Regions from separate parts of the Mus musculus genome. Here region 1 is linked to region 2. The links are chromatin loops, found by intact Hi-C in ENCODE. Cell type or tissue: heart. All regions are shown on one strand. Links, peaks and the distances in the headings refer to the core of each region. The heading gives the core; the rest is flanking DNA.

Region 1 (5,411 bases), core at 229-5,228, 140 kb after region 2:
CTGCCACTCCCATCTTTCTTTCCTTTGTTTTTTTCTTTAATTTTTATTTTAAGTGTATGGGTATTTTGCTCACATGTGGAGGTTCACCACTTCCTCGGACACCAGGCACACATGTGGTGTACAGACATATGTCCAGGCAAAACACTTAGATCAATTAAATAAATCTTAAAATTAAAAAAAAAAATTTTTTTTTTTTTGCACTTGGTAGGTAGAGGCAGGCAGATTTCTGAGTTCGAGGCCAGCCTGGTCTACAGAGTGAGTTCCAGGACAGTCAGGGCTACACAGAGAAACCCTGTCTTGAAAAAAAAAAAATAAAGCACCCATTTCTGGGAAGATCTCTCTGGGTGGGCAGGTTTTGCTTACTGAGAGAAATAACAGCAAATTCCAAATTTAAAACTGCTTGTGGTGATCTGAGCACAACTGTAGTCAGCAGTTTTCCCTGTGCACAGGGCCTCCTGCCTCTGAGCATGTGAGTCAGCACTCTGCATGCATGCCTGCCTGCCTGCCTGCCTGCCTGCCTCCCTCCCTCCCTGCCTCCCTGCCTCTCTGCCTCCCTGTCTCCCTGCCTCCCCGCCTCCCTGCCTCCCCGCCTCCCCACCTCCCCGCCTCCTGCTCCAGAGTGGCCACTGCTCCCCTGATGCCAGTCACAAAGGGAAAGGATTTCAACATGAAGCTATGGGCTGCTTCGCCCTTTTCCTCCAGTCATTCTCTAGACTCATCTAAGTGGTAGCTCAGGGTATGACAGTACATATCTGCAATCCCCATACTTAGAAGACTGAGGCAGGAGGATTACTCCACACTGAGCCAAGTTCTAATCAACCATAAAGACTTACCAGTTTATGCTAAGCAAGGATTGACACATCTCTCTCTCTCTCTCTGTGTCTCTCTCTCCATATATATATGTAGTAGTAGTAGTAGTAGTATGTGCATGTGTGTGCGTGCACATGATGTGGACAAGTTTGGTGAATGCCACAGTAGACTTGTGGAGGCCACTGGACAACCTTGCCAGTTGTCACCTTCTACCTTTATGTGGATGCTGAGAACTGAGCTCAGGTCCTCAGGGAGCCCCCAGCCCCCTACCCCATGCCACCCCATCCCACTCTCCATCTCCATTTTCTACTCACTTTGGGTCAATCACTGCTCTCCTTTGCCCATCTTTGTTCATCTAGCTAATCCCTGTCGCTATGCGGTATGGCACCACCACTTCCCATTTATAACAATCTACGATTTGAGGGAGTCTTTTGGTTTTTTGGGTTTGGATTTCTGAGACAGGGTTTCTCTGTGTAGCCCTGGCTGTCTTGGAACTCACTCTGTAGATCAGGTTGGCCTCAAACTCAAAGATCCACCTACCTCTGCCTCTCAAGTGCTGGGATTAAAGGCCCAGTAAGCAGCCCAGCTCTTGCCTCTGACCTTTCTATATTTGCCCCCCCCCCCAACCACCCCCAGCCACCTCCCCCCAACTATGGTGCTGCCACTCTGAGGGAGGGTCTTCCCTATCAGTTAATCCTTCCTAGCAGTGATTCACAGACCAGACCAGTGGGCTTGTCTCTTAGATCATTTGTGATCCTATTACACTGACTAACAAGATTAACCATGAAGTGAACAAAAACAAAAACAAAACAAAACAAAACAAATACAAAACAACAACAGCAAAAACCCATCTGGTCTTGGATCTTGGGTACCAATGAACCAGAAAGTGCAGGCCAACAACTTCAAGTAAACATTCTGGCCTGTGGAGAGCCTGGGGTAAGGTCTGTGCTGAGTGTCTCTGCCCCATTCCAAGCAGTGCAGGGAGGGCTTTGTCATGCCTTGTGCTGTGGCTTGAAGGCTCAGTTTGGTGCCTGGCAGCAAGTAACCCGACCTGGCAGGCAGGAGTGACACCCTGGACCTTCTACATAGAAGCAGCCCTCATTCCTGCATGTTTTACATACTTCCAGTAGTAACTTTAGTAGGGCAGAAAGAGGGCTAAAGGGAAATTAGAGTTCCCGGAGAGTATGAAAGAGACTGAGACAGAAAAAAGTATTGGTTAAAATACCTTTATTTTTCAGACTTGAAGAAAGGCATTAATCGACCAACTCAAACAGCCCAGTTAACCTTAAGAATCAGTACAGGGGAGCTGGAGAGGTGGCTCAGCGGTTAAGAGCACTGACTGCTCTTCCAGAGGTCCTGAGTTCAATTCCCAGCAACCACATGGTGTGTCTGAAGACAGTGACAGTGTACTCACATATATAAAATAAATAAATCTGAAAGAAAGGAAGAAAGAAAGAAAGAAAGAAAGAAAGAAAGAAAGAAAGAAAGAAGTCTAAGAGAGAAAGAGAAAGGAAGAAAAACTCAGTAGTATTTACTACTCCACAGTGGACCTGGGATGGTAGCTATAACTTGATAATCTCTGGCCTCCTGGGACACCTACATGTATGTGAGGTACACAAACTCATGCAGGTACAAAATGTACACATAAATAAAAAATTAATTAAAAGTAAGAATAATAATTACCGCCAGGCTTGGTGGCTCACACCTTTAATCTCAGCACTTGGGAGGCAGAGGCAGGCAGATATCTGAGTTTGAGGCCAGCCTGGTCTACAAAGTGAGTTCCAGGACAGCCAGAGCTACACAGAGAAACCCTGTCTCGTAACCCCCCACCAAAAAAAAAAATTAACAATAAGAGGGCTGGAGACCTGGAGACATGGTTTGGTTTAGTGGTTAAGAGTAACCACATGGTGTCTCACCACTATCTATAATGTGATCTGATGCCCTCTTCTGGCTTGCAGGTGTACATGCAGATAGAACATTCATAAAATAAACAAATAAATCTTTAAAAAAAATTAATAATAATAGAATCAATGTGGAGTCTTGCCTGGTGGTGCAAGCCAGCGCTCCCAACATTTGGGAAGATTTTTTTTTTTTTTGTGGTGGGGGAGTAAGATTTTAAAATCAAGGGCTGCCTTCGCCGTTGTGCCGAGCCCGCAGAGGAGTCGCCATGAGCAAAGCCCACCCTCCCGAGCTGAAGAAGTTTATGGACAAGAAGTTATCATTGAAGTTAAACGGTGGCAGGCATGTCCAAGGAATACTGCGGGGCTTTGATCCCTTTATGAACCTTGTGATTGACGAGTGTGTGGAGATGGCAACCAGTGGGCAACAGAACAACATTGGCATGGTGGTCATCCGAGGAAACAGCATCATCATGTTAGAAGCCTTGGAAAGAGTCTGACCTGTGCTCAGCAAGCAGTGTCCACATCCCTCCTCAAAGGCCTGTTTGATTGTGATGTAGAATTAGGTCATGTACATTTTCATATGGAACTTTTTACTAAATAAACTTTTGTGATACTCAAAAAAAAAAAAATAAAATAAAATCAAGGGCTGTCAGGATAACCTACAGGTTAAAACTCACCTCAAAATAAATAAATAAATAAATAGATCTGGGGATGGTAGAAAACTTGTCTAGCATGTTCGGGCACTGGGTTTGAACTTCAGCAAGGCACAGACCTGGTGTGGTGACCCTTGCTTGTAATGCCAGTACATGGGAAATTCAGGAGGAAGATCAGTTTATCTACATGATGAGTCTGAGGACGGCTTGGGCTATAAGAAATCCTGTCTGAACAGCAACAATCGTAGCAATAGATGGTGGATATCTGGCTCAATGCTTAAGAACACTTGCTGCAGCCGGGCGTGGTGGCGCATGCCTTTAATGCCAGCACTCGGGAGGCAGAGGCAGGCAGATTTCTGAGTTTGAGGCCAGCCTGGTCTACAAAGTGAGTTCCAGGACAGCCAGGGCTATACAGAGAAACCCTGTCTTGAAAAACCAAAAAAAAAAAAAAAAAAAAAAAAAGAAGAATGCTTGCTGCACTGAGTCTGGAACAGCCCAGTCATGGACCAGAGAATGACTGCAAAACCAATGATGTAGTGAGGACAGGAGGATTGAGGGGTTGCTCACTGTCAGTTTCCTACAAGAAACAAGAGCTCGAGGTTCTGGGAGATGCTCTACCACAAAGAATAAGGTGGAAAGTGATGGGGAAGGACAGCCAATGACTTCTTCTGGCCTTTGTGCAGAGACATACACATGTGCCTATATCACACATGTACACTCATACACACACCTATATCACACACATATACACATGTACATACACCACACACATCAGACAGGAACACTCATACACACACATATAGCACACACATATATACATGTACATAGATTACACATACACACATGTTACATACATATACAGTGCATACACTACACATACACACTCATACACATGTACATACATCACACACATTCATACACACTCATACATATATCACACACACATTCATACACACTCATACACATGTGCATACATCACACACATTCATACACACTCATACATACATCACACACACATTCATACACACTCATACACATGTGCATACACTACACATACACTTCATGGATAAATCAATAGGTAAATAAAATAAAAAGAAAAACAGCTGAGTGTAGTGGCGATGGCTTTTTTCCCCTTATTTCTTTATCATTATTATTTTGTTTGTTTGTTTGTTTGTTTCAAGACAGGTGCTTTTCTGTGTAGCCCTGGCTGTCCTGGAACTCACTCTGTAGACCAGGCTGGACTCAAACTCACAGATACCCACCTGCCTCTGCCTCCTGAGTGTTGGGATTAAAGGCGAGCGCCACTAGCAGGTCAGTGCCAGTGCAAGCCTTTAATTGCAGTGTTCCAGATGCAGAGGAGGCCAGCCTGGTCTACAGAGTGAGTTCCAGGACAGCCAGGGCTACACAGAGAAACCCTGCCTGGAAAAACCAAACCAACCAAACAAACAAAAAACAAAAAACCCAACCAGAGTGCTGCACCACTGCTAGATTAGTGGCAATGCTTTTGTTTGTTTGTTTGTTTTTGTTTTTGTTTTCTGAGACAGGGTTTCTTTGTGTAGCCCTGGCTGTCCTGGAACTCACTCTGTAGACCAGGCTGACCTCAAAGTCAGAAATTTGCCTGCCTCTGCCTCCCAAGTGCCGGGATTAAGGGCGTGCGCCACCACCGCCCGGCTGGCAATGCTTTTTTTTTTTTTCCCCTTCTTTTTAAAGATTTTTAAAATTTTATTTTGTGTATGCCTGCATGCCAGAAGTGGGCATCAGATCCCATTGTGATTGTGAGCCACCATGTGGTTGCTGGGAATTGAACTCAGAAAGAGCAGTCAGTGTCCTTTACCACTGAGTCATCTCTCCAGCCCTGGCAATGCTTTTAATCTTGGTATTTAAATAGAACTCTGTGAGTTCAAAGTCAGCTTGGTTTACATAGCTAGTTCCAGGCCAGCAAGATACACAGTGAGAAGTCGGGCGGTGGTGGCGCATGCCTTTACTCCCAGCACTCGGGAGGCTGAGGCAGGCAGATTTCTGAGTTTGAGGCCAGCCTGGTCTACAG
Region 2 (5,411 bases), core at 91-5,090:
TATCCACAGTAATAAGACTGCACCATCAGCAATAAATAGATTAACAATTTAAAGTGTATTGAGGGTTGGGTCTTATCAGTGACAGTGATAAGAGTGTTTGCCTAACATACACTGGGCCATGGGTTAAGCTCCCATAACCTTCCCCAACCTTCAGATCACTAAGTGTAGTGTTGCAGGCCTATAATCCCACCAAATGATAGAGGCAGGAAAAACAGGAGTTTAAAACTAGCCTTAAATATGTAAAAAAAAATGCAAGGCTGACCTGGGCTAAATAAGAACTCCATCTTAAAGAAGAAGAAGAAGAAGAAGGAGGAGGAGGAGGAGGAGGAGGAGGAGGAGGAGGAGGAGAAGAAGAAGAAGAAGCAGCAGCAGCTAGGGTTGTACCTGAATTGGTAAGGCGCTTATCTACCAACCACAAAGCTCTGAGTTAGATTAACAGCACTATATAAAATCAGTGTAATGGCACACCAAGAGGAAACTTCTAGTTCTTTAGAAAGTTAGCTATGCCAAATGATGGTTTGCTGAGACACACGGATGAAAGGATGTCTTTTTTATTTTTTATTTTTTTCATTTTTCTTGAGACAGGGTTTCTCTGTGTAGCCCTGACTGTCCTGGAACTCACTCTGTAGACCAGGCTGGCCTCAAACTCAGAAATCCGCCTGCCTCTGCCTCCCAAGTGCTGGGATTAAAGGCGTGCGCCACCACTGCCTAGCTGAAAGGATGTCTTGATAAAGCAAACACATAAAAGACTGTTTTCCTGAAGCAGACACAAGTGAAAGGATGCTTGTTGGATATAGCAGACACGTGTAAGGACTCTTGATAAAGGAGTATAAATGTGACCCCACAGACAGTGGGAGAGGAGCACTGAGATTTGGTTTGCTCTGCCTTGCTATTCTTTGCTAAAGACACGCATGTATTTGTTCGCCTTACATAGCATTGTTGAGCTCACCTTGTGGTAACACTGCCATTGAGAGAAATTATCCAAAGAACTGCTTGTGAGGTTCCTATGGCAGCTTGCAGCTTCTGCGGCCTCACATCAGGCTGGTTGGCAAATCTAGAAGTTTCTTCAGGATTTAACTACAGCTGCCTGGTGTCTGCTTGCTGAAAGGACTGGACTGAAGCTGCTGGTTAGTGTCTGGTGTCTGCCCCCCTAGAGGACTGGACTGCAGCTGGTGGTTAGTGTCTGGTGTCTGCCCCCCTAGAGGACTGGTCTGCAGCTGCTGAATTGTACTTGGTGTTTGCTATGGGACTGAACTGCTGCCCAAGAAGATCTAGCTCACCCCTAAAGAATTATTGCTGAACCGGTCCATTTCACCCATATCCTAATAACTTTTCTCTTCCACTGCCTCTGCTGGGTTGTAGGCTAGAGGAGAGGTTGGACCCTTATTAAGAGTAGGTTGCAGCCGGGCATGGTGGCACACGCCTTTAATCTCAGCACTGGAGAGGCAGAGACAGGCAGATTTCTGATTCGAGGCCAGCCTGGTCTACAAAGTGAGCTCCAGGACAACCAGGGCTACACAGAGAAACCCTGTCTCGAAAAACCAAAAAAAAAAAAAAAAAGTAGGTTGCAAAAAATTTATGCCTACTCAGAGAGTAAAAGTCCTTGCCAAGCTATTGTGCAAGCCTGTAACCTAAGTTCGATCCCAAGAACCCACATAAAGGCGAAAGTGAACCAGCTCTACAAAACTGTCCTCTGATCTTCCCTTTCTGTCGTAGTGTGTGTCTCTATGTGCCTGCGTGTGCACTGAGGAAAGAAAATACCGTGGCCAGTAAGTGATCGGAAAGATACGCAGGCTAGAAAAAAGAAGCCTTAGCATGGGCCTTCTGTCTTGTCTCCATTCATGGATTCCTGGGGTTAGTATGGGAACACCAGGCCTAAGCCATCACAGCATTATCATGCCAAAATGCTCCTGCACAAACAGGCTCTCTGCTCGAAAAGGGCAACACTGGACACAGTGGCCGTGTTGCTAAGCAACCGACTCAGTCAACAGAACGGAATCGCTGTGGTACGCCCCTTCCGCTGGCAGGAAGTGACGCACAGTTCAGGTGGGCCGAACTAAGGGGGGGGGTCACAGCCTCTCTGGGGCGGGGCCTACTGCGGGGCGGGCCTCCTGGGTGGGCCCAGTGGGGGCGTGGCACGCTGCCCTCGGGGCCGGGCGGACCGGGGTGCGCCGGGGAGGGGCGCTGCTGTCCGGCGTAGTCTGTACTCCTGTTCAGCCGCTGTCCTCCCGGGAACCTTGGGGATGTGGATCCCGGATTCCAGGGACCGCAGTTGAGCCAGCCTCGCCAGTCCTGTACCACTTGCTGAGGAGCAGGATCTCGCGGACAGGTCCGAGAGCAGGTCAGGATCGGACTAGGTAACTCTTAACGCGCGAGCTGGTTCCGGCCAAAGCCGTCTGCGTTCGATCGCCCGGAGCTAGTGGGGGCCAGGAGCGGGTCCCGCCTCCACTTGCAGCTCACAGCTAAGGTCGGCCCCGCCTGAGCTCCCAGAGTAGCAGTGCACAGGGCCTGGCACCCTCAAGCGTGCTCAACTTGGCCAAACAAATCTCTGCTCCGTCGTGTCTGTTCCCTGGAGGGCGCTGTGGTGACCCGGAGCGACAGGGGTTGACCTACCAGAGGAACTTTGTGCTCCGGTGGACATGTTCCTTAAATCCTAACGCTCTTTGGGCCCCGTGTGTTTAGTATCAGTGAGAATCAGTTCATGTTCTTCAAGTTCAGGCCCAAGGCAGTGAGGTGGGTACGGTCAGGAGTGGTTGGTGATGGGGTTGTCTTCATATTCCACCCTCACAGTTCTAATGTTCTTTTAAGGCCACCACCGCCTCCTGCTGCCTTGAACTGGAAGCAATCTTCCTGCCTCATTACACCGAGCTGTCTGTTTCTTCTCTGTACTGGCGTTTTTTCTTACTCCTTCCATTGCCTCCTTGTATTCCTTATATGTTGCTTTATAACAAACAAGAAGTTTATTGGTTTATCCTAGCAATCTTTATCCTAGGTGTGGTGGTGGATTTCTGTAATCCCAGAAGTTGAGGCTGAGACATATGAATTTGGAGTTTGAGATAAGCCTGGGCTACAATATGCGGTCTTCCCCAAATGCACAAAATAAAACAACCTTTATTAGTCAACACTTTCTGTGGGTAGGGAATCAGTCTACCTGGGTGATGATGGCCCAGTAACTCTCGCCAAGTTGGGGGATCCAAATCCAAGATAGTGGACTCAAAAGACCAGTGGCAGGAGTCCTCATTGTTTTCTGTTGGTATCTGCCTTCCCTCAGAAGAGTTATCTGTAAGGGAAGTGGGGCGATAGGGAGTGATAGAAACCACTGTCATTATGACCCAGTTTGCAAAGTCTAACTCCCCCCTCCACATTCTTTTTGTATTACTAGGTACATAGGAGGTGGGTACAGCAGAGCTTATGAAATGAGTGTGTGCATGCAAGAGTGAGTGTAGGTGTAGTGTGTCAAGGACAGTGACCTGTAGGGGCTCTCCCTCCTCTATATGGGTTCCAGAGAATCCTCTTGTCACAAGTCTTCCAGTGGTGGAATTTTGTGTCACCATCCCAGAACCCTACTAACCGACCTAGCACCCCAGCTCCTCACCTCCCCAGCTCCCCAACTCTCTTTTGGGAATGGAGTTTTTTGAGACAAATTTTGCTTTTATCCCTGGCTGGCCTGGAACTCATGGTATAGACCAGGCTGGCCTCAAACCAGAGGTGAGCCTCTTTGCTCTTTCAAGTACTAGGGTCTCAGATATATGCTACCAAGTCCAGCTTGTGAATGTTATGTTTTTTTTCTAGAATTTATGTGTATAACTCTGTTGCCTGGAAAAGAGAGAGAGAGAAGAGAGAGAATGTGAGTGAGTGAGAGAGAGAGAGAGAGAGTGTGTATGCACACACCATGGGAATGCCTGGTGCCCATGGAGGTTAGAACAGGGTGTTGGATCCTCCAGAACTGGAGTTACAGATGGTTGTGAGCCACCGCGTGAGTGCTGGGGACTGAACCTGTGAACCAGCTTGCCAGCCCCTTGTGATTATATTTTAAAATCCTGCTACTGACCATGCCTGTGGGGGAAGGGTGCCTACTCCCTGTAATTACAGCACAAGTTTCCACATCGCATTCACATGAGCTTTAGCTTTGTGAGAATGACTGGGGCTTTTCCCAGGGAAGGGAAGCATTCAGCACCCCAGCATGACGTTGGACACTTGGAAGAGCAGACTTCCCTGTAGAAAATGGAACTAGGTAGCTGGGTGTGGTGGCACACGTCTTTAATCCCAGCACTCGGGAGGCAGAGGCAGGTGGATTTCTGAGTTCAAGGCCAGCCTGGTCTACAAAGTGAGTTCCAGGACAGCCAGGGCTATACAGAGAAACCCTGTCTCAAAAAGCCAAAAACCAAAAAAAAAAAAAAAAAAAAGAAAGAAAAAGAAAATGGAACTAGGACTGGCGAGATGGCTCACTGACTGCTATTCCAGAGGTCCTGAGTTCAATTCCCAGCAACCACATGGTGTCTCACAACCATCTGTAATGGGATCTGATGCCCTCTTCTGGGGTGTCTGAGGAGAGCAACAGTGTACTTACATATAAATGAAATAAGTAAATCTTTTAAAGAAAGAGAGAGAGAAAGAAAGAAAGAACTAATCTTCCAGAGAAAAGCATGGTAATAGGTGTTGTCATCTAACTGACATCCTGTGTTTACAATTGGCATTTAAAGTCACCTGATCCTGTAAGGTTTTTCTAATGTGTTTATGAACACATGTGCTAGTAAATAGCTCTCCCGAGAGAGGCTGATGACCACATTAAGGACATGTATTCAGTTCGTGCCTCAGTCTATTTTCTGCCAGCTACCACTCACTCTGCTTTGTCCTTGGGGGGCGGGGCATGATGGGGGATGGGGAAGCAAGGACAATTGTGTGCTCTTACGTTTCTGGAACTCTCTGTGGAGAGGACCCAGAGCAGTGTGAGAGGCAACTAAGCCACAATGCTGTAAAGCATCATAGGAAATGTCCCAGTAGATTCTGGGCACATCTGGGCTTTTACAGATACAGTAGGAGCAAGTAGAGGGGGAAGGGCAGATGAAGGGACAGGTGCAGAGCTACAGCACGATGGGACATGGGAAGGATGACACTAGACAGACAGACAGGAACCAAGGATGGAAAGACCTGGTGTTATCCAGGGTGTTGACTTTGTTCCAAAGTGGCGATGAGTCATTTTGGAATGGTAAAAGGAGTAACATGACCAGCAGATATTTTGGAAACATTTAAGAAAGCTCCAGGATTCACTGTGAGAGGTTTTAAAATGTAACGTATGTGGTGTCTGGGAGGCGCCTGCACCGAGGGCTGCTGAGACAGCAGCAGGTAAGTGCGGCCGTCACCAAGCCTGCTGAGCTGACTTTGATCCCTAGATCCCACTAGGAGATTGA

The links. Peaks named below come from ENCODE experiments on the same cell type or tissue, not always from the same donor. Only the 100,000 strongest peaks of a DNase experiment are listed, where the experiment ranks them.
Region 1: a loop joins it to region 2, with 2.4 times the contacts of the local background. A loop is called at or near these places in 1 of 42 quality-filtered maps.

Annotation. Positions count from the first base shown.
Region 1 is chr17:26,096,788-26,102,198 of GRCm38, reverse strand. It overlaps the pseudogene Gm8186. Among named protein-coding and RNA genes, the nearest start is that of Nme4, 4.0 kb to the right of the region's middle. In heart, for the core only: a CTCF peak has its summit at 2,769 (motif pointing left); a DNase peak (open chromatin) is centred at 468; H3K27ac peaks cover 273 bases.
Region 2 is chr17:26,240,936-26,246,346 of GRCm38, reverse strand. It overlaps Fam234a (family with sequence similarity 234, member A), which reads left to right and starts at 2,105. Exons shown (of 13, transcript NM_001206335.1): 1 at 2,105-2,341. In heart, for the core only: CTCF peaks have their summits at 2,220, 2,569 and 2,816 (motif pointing left); a DNase peak (open chromatin) is centred at 2,136; H3K4me3 peaks cover 1,689 bases; H3K27ac peaks cover 1,326 bases.